Linked DNA regions of Homo sapiens: region 1 is linked to region 2. Evidence: chromatin loops called from intact Hi-C (ENCODE). Cell type or tissue: Caco-2. All regions are shown on one strand. Links, peaks and the distances in the headings refer to the core of each region. The heading gives the core; the rest is flanking DNA. Region 1 overlaps FSTL4 (follistatin like 4). Region 2 has its middle 44 kb from the start of WSPAR.

What was found. A loop is a pair of places that touch in the nucleus more often than their neighbours do. Peaks named below come from ENCODE experiments on the same cell type or tissue, not always from the same donor. Only the 100,000 strongest peaks of a DNase experiment are listed, where the experiment ranks them.
Region 1: a loop joins it to region 2, with 5 times the contacts of the local background. A loop is called at or near these places in 6 of 110 quality-filtered maps.

The regions. Positions count from the first base shown.
Region 1 is chr5:133,488,374-133,491,294 of GRCh38, forward strand. The region is part of intron 3 of FSTL4 (follistatin like 4); the gene reads right to left. Among named protein-coding and RNA genes, the nearest start is that of MIR1289-2, 62 kb to the left of the region's middle. In Caco-2, for the core only: a CTCF peak has its summit at 1,434; a DNase peak (open chromatin) is centred at 1,458.
Region 2 is chr5:133,868,176-133,871,096 of GRCh38, forward strand. No RefSeq gene overlaps it. Among named protein-coding and RNA genes, the nearest start is that of WSPAR, 44 kb to the right of the region's middle. In Caco-2, for the core only: CTCF peaks have their summits at 1,177 (motif pointing left) and 1,388; a DNase peak (open chromatin) is centred at 1,186; H3K27me3 peaks cover 197 bases.

The sequences.
Region 1 (2,921 bases), core at 145-2,644, 380 kb before region 2:
CCTCCTGAGTAGCTGGAATTACGGGTACCCACCACCACATCCAGCTAATTTTTATATTTTGGTAGAGATGTGGTTTCGCCATGTTGGCCAGGCTGGTTTCTAACTCCTGACCTCAAGTGATCTGCCCACCGCGGCCTCCCAAAGTGCTGAGATTACAGGCGTGAGCCACTGCACCCAGCCAAGCTCTCTTTTTATGGTAAGAAATCTACACAGATTGATGACGGGACATGTCCTTTCATGTGTAGGGTAGAAATCATGTTTATCTCTAGATGAGAAATATGCTATTAAAAATGTAGATTTGGAAGTAAATTCCCAAACCATTGTCAATTTTTATTCTTGAGGAAAATGAAAACATAGTAGTAAGAGCTTCTGTGGGATGGGAGTGGGTATGGGGGTGTTGGCTGCAAATGAGCCATGAGTGCTTCAGAGGGCCACCCTCACCCCAATCTCATGGGCCCCATGATGCCCCTCACCCCTCCCACTGCCTCTAGATAACTAATCCTACTCTCTGGCATCTGGAGACTGCCCGTGAGAGATTCACAGAGCCTGAAAACTCCAAAGCTCCTGCTGTAGGACCTATCCAAAAGGCCATCTTGTCAACCCCCCATTGGACAGAGGGTAGGGGTACTGAGAGGGGCCAGGTAGCAGGGGTTAAATGAGCACAATCAATGCTATTAGATGGTTGACTCCTCCTTCCTCTGGGTCCTATCCTGGCACGGGGTGCCACTACTAATCAGGCCCAGAAGCATCCAAAATTCTTAAGATAAATACCAAACTCTGGACCTCTGAAGTGATAGGGCAGACCCTCTGGAGAACCCGTTTCTCGGCTAACCTTCTGTGGGGCATCTGCCTGGCCTAGTCCACTGCAGAAACCTGGTTCCTGTTCAGAGATGTTCATTGCACTGAGTGTTGGGATGGGGCCAAGTGTCATGAGAGGCGAGGAAGAACTCAGTCAGCTAAATAATGTAATAATCCTACACATGTGGCAGTATATGCAAGTGACTTCCATTGCCACCACCTAAAGTAGCACAGAGGGCCTCCATTTCTCTTTTCTTTTTTTTCTGTCACATGTCTATCCCAGGGGCTTCCATTTTTCAAGTGAGAAATGCTAGAATGCCTTTGAGGTACTATCTAGAAGGTTCTGCTAGCAGATATCGCCTGTAACATTCAGGAGAACTTGGGGCTAAGACTCTCAAAATATTCTTAAGAAGACATGCAAAGAGCCAGGCTCAGGGACCAATGCCAGTTCTGGTGGAGGAAAGTTCCCTTTTAGCACATAGACAGCACACTGAGCTGTCTGAGCAATGGATACATAGTATGTCACCCCCAAAATAGCCCCAGCTTCTCCACTCCATGTTGACCAAGAGAGCTCCTTGGCTCTACCTGTAGGGCCCTGATGCCCTCCCTAGGTGGTGACAAAAGACAAGGAGACACTTATCACTGACATTTGAACAGATGCCCATGAACATTAGTGAGATCAAAGGCTTACCTCTAGCCCTGAAAGCCAGCCTCCAGCCTGAAACCAGTGACATCATCTCCTACAACTGCAACCAGTGACATCATCTCCTACAACTCGTTCCTTTTGCCAGGAAATACCTGTTTCTATGCTAACCTTGACTGCCAGGAAACATCTCATTCCAGGTTCTCAGTACAGGACATTCTCCTCTTTGTCAAATCAGTTTCTTGCCTTTATAAACTTAATTTTACCTGCTCTGGTTTACATGTATTTTCCTCATAAGTCTCCCATCTTTGCCTCATTGTTTTTTTTTTTTTAAATCTGCAGGGTGCCATGAAAAATGCCGGAATGTCCTACAATAGAAGTGTTTTGTTCAGGTGTCACAGAGTACTAGTAGCTGTGTGGTGAAATTAATAACAAACTGATCTACTTCTTAGGTCATTTTGACCTTTGAGTGAATTAAAACATAATTCACATAGAACAGTCTCTGGCACATAAGCGTTTACTGCCAGTCTTGTCAGAGTTTGACAATTTTAAAAGTTTTTTTTTTTTTTCCAGGGGGCCAGATTTTGATTTTCTTGATCCTCACTATTGCTTCTTTATTTTCTATTAAGGCACGCTCTTTTCTTTATTATTTTTAAAGTTTGAGATGAACTACTGGCTCTAATTTTCTAAAATTATACTGAAGGCTATAACTTTTCCTCCAAGTATTGCTTTAGCAGCATCCTATATACTTGAATATGTAGTGAATTCATTATTGCTTGCTTCTAAACTTTCAGCGATTTCAGTTAGGACCTATTCTCTGATCCTTGAGTTATTTCAAAATATGTTTTTAAGTTTCCAAGTGTATGGGTTTGTAGTGGGCTTTTTATTAATTTATGATTTTGGTGCAAATTAGTTAAGGAATATGGCCTATCAATTAGTTGGTATTTGTTAAAACTTGTTTTGTGGCCAAGAATGTGGCTAATTTTTGTATTGTGCATGCAAAGAATGTGTATTAGGTGTGGAGTTTTACATATAATGAATGGATTAATCTTATTAGTCATCATTTTCAAATATCCAGTTTTTATTGAGTATACACGGACACAAAGAAAGGAACAATAGACACCAGAGCCTACTTGAGGGTGGAGTTCAGATGAAAGGAGTGTAAGGACTGAAAAACAACTATCTTTACTATGCTGTTTACCTGGGTGACAAAATTATCTGTACACCAAAACCCTGCAACATGCAGTTTACCCACATAACAAACCTGCACATGTACCTCTGAACCTAAAATAAAAATTGGAAAGAAAAAAAAATTGTTTTTAATAAATTTTTGTTTGCTTGACATCATTTTATAAAAATATGTGTCACAATATCCCATTATTGTAGATTGTAAATTTGTCGATGTTATTGTATAAGTTCCTAGGCTTTGCATTATGTCTGTTTAGGAGCTGTGTTAAGTGCATATAGGTTTATGATTATT
Region 2 (2,921 bases), core at 131-2,630:
ACCTCGGCTCATCCAGGGTTACTGAGGCCTTTAGGTGTGCCAGGCACAGTGCTGGGTGCTGAGGGAACAGCAGAAACCAGACACGCTGCACCCTGTCCTCATGGAGCCAACAGCCCAGTTTGGAAGATGGCCAGTGAGCAAGTATGCAGAGCTCAGGGTGAGAGCCGGGCCAGTACCATCCTGGGGAAGGTAGCACCATTTCCATTCCATGCTCTGCCTGCTCCCCCAACTTTCTTAACATGGAAGGGAAGTTGTCTGGGACCTGCAAACTACAACCCGTCCCAGCCCCACGCTCTTAGCCAACTTGGGCTCTGGTAGGTGTGGGGCAGGGGGTGGGGAAGGGAGGGGGTATGTATGCATGCGTGTGTGTGTGTGTGTGTGTGTGTGTGTGTGCACATGCATGCATGTGCCTGTGTGCATTTTCAAATACTTTCAACTTTGCAAAATAATGACATCTCTAACATAAAAACAGAAAGCCCATCAGCTGCAATCTGCCATTATATTTTTACTGGGACCCTCGTTGATCAAGAGTGTAATCTGTAAGATAACATAAGTGCTAATAATATTTTCCAGGGAAGCATTTCTCACTGTTAAGAACACAAAATGCTATTAGGGGGTATATTTGTTAACATTGATGAGACATAGATTACCCAGCTTCTGCAACAAGATGGGAACAGGCTGATTCTTTTCCCCTCTAAGCTGTTCAACTTCCAAAAAAAAATTAGCATAATGTGCTGAACGTTCTATACAATTCTAAGTTAATCTTAAAAACTCCTTTGTGATTCCTCTCCCATTAAAGACTTTAAATATCTTTATTCTCTTTTAATAGAGCAATTCATCAATGTATTCCTCTCAAAGGTAAGTAATATAGAAATATTAGATGGGGGCGATGGGTGACATGTTACATAAAAAGGAAGGCTCCATCAGAATGAATACGCTAATTAATACCGTACCTGGCACTTAGTAGGTACTTAATAAATGGATATTATATTACTTGATTGATCGAAATTCCCTAACATTTATAAAATAAAGCTTTTCAATATCATGTCAAGATTTTTAAAATACGAAACGCTTTATCATCATTTCCTGTTTAATTTTGAAGTTGGGTAGATTCTCGAAGCCCTTGCGTGCGACGGGCTTTCCTGCCTGGGCTTGGATCTCAGACTTTTGACAGAGCGCCACCTACTGCCCGAGCCTCACCACCTTCTCGCAGACCCGCTATTAATAAAATCGCCACAAGAAAAAGTAGAAAACAGTGTGTTTTATTCTCAAGCATTCAGCCAGCCCTTACTCTGTATGTGGCAGACCCTGGGGGAACAGACAAGACAAAACGCATCCCTGCTCCGAGATGTTCAATCTGCAAGAGAAATGACCAAGGAGGCAGAGCTAAATGGGGTGACATCCACCATGGGATAAGTCACAAGACAGAAGCCCAGGTCAGCTACAGACCCCCAACACTTCCCACCAGATGACTGGCCATGAGCAGGCAAAGCCCTCTTCCTCATCCACTCAGATCTCTTTACACACCCAACACAGCTGCCAGGTCCCTCCTGGTCCTGACCTCTGGGTGAAGTAACGGTCCTCGGCCAGCACAGTGACGATGGCTGGTCACTCGGGACTTGGATGCTGGCCATTAAAGCTGCACTGTGTGCAGGAAGACTCACAAGGAGCAAACAAAGGCTTTGGCAGCTCTCAACTCAGGCCTGCTCTCTACATCGCAAACAGGTTGTATTCCCCATGTTGGCCCGAGATACAATTAAGCTATTGATCCTTGTGCAAAATGGGCATTGATAAATCAATATGGAGCTGATGCTGTAGATAAACAGCGCGAGTCATCAGCAGGCATGGCATGTGTAAATGATTCGATACAGATTGGTATCTGGGGAAATTCTCCCTCAATATGGCCGAGAATGCCGAACGCTGTTAGGATGTGCAGCAGCTGCTTTTGCCCTAATTTATTGCTGTTGTCTTATTTACTCAACAAGAAGAGACTGAGCTCCTTCTGTGAGCTTGGCCATGTGCTCAGTCTGGGGACACAGGGACAATTGAGCCTCCCCATCACCATCCCCCATGAGTTCATGACCCAGGGCAGAGCTGGTAGAATTCTCCCTGCCCTCTGGAAGGTGGAAGACCTGAGTCAGGGTGGTCCCCTGCTGAGTACTCACTATGTGCCAGGCCCTGGGCTGGACATGCTATAGACAAACCTCTCAGTCTCCTGATGAGGACTGAGATAGAAGTTCCTGGCTCAGTTTTACTACTGAGAAAATTGAGGTATAGAGAGGTTAAGCAGTCACATAGCTAATAAGTGGTAGAGTGGGGATCTGAACCCAGTCTGCCCAGTTCTAAAGCCTAGATTCTTCCCTTACCTGGTTTATACAACGAATATCTTAGATCTGATCATCAAACAGGCTATTTCCACAACCAAAAACCATTCTCTCATCACAGGCAGCCAAGTGGCATTGACCACATGAGAATGGGGACACCTAAGAGCAGCCTTGCCTGACCTTGGAGGCACAGGTTGGAGGCCAAGGCCCCTAGCAGGTGGGTAGAGCAGGAATACAGTCACAGACACACAACCACAAACCACATCTCCCTTGCTAACAGAACCCTGGTGCTGTCCAGGCATCCATGCAGCAAGAAGGCTGGCCTGTATCCCAGCCCCACAACAGGATGTGAAGCTGGATTAACCTTAAACCAATTAGGGCAGTTGCATTCCTTTTGCTGATGACTAGCAAAATTCTGGCCAAGGAGACACTGCTCAGGAGAACAAGTCTGCTAGAGAGGCTCCTGGGAACAGAATGGTTTCTTAGCTCTTAAATAGAGACACAAGAATCATTTTTCACCCACCATATTGGCAAGAACCCAAAAGGTTGAGAACACATGCTACCGGTGTGGGGAAACAGGCCACTCATACGTCGCCG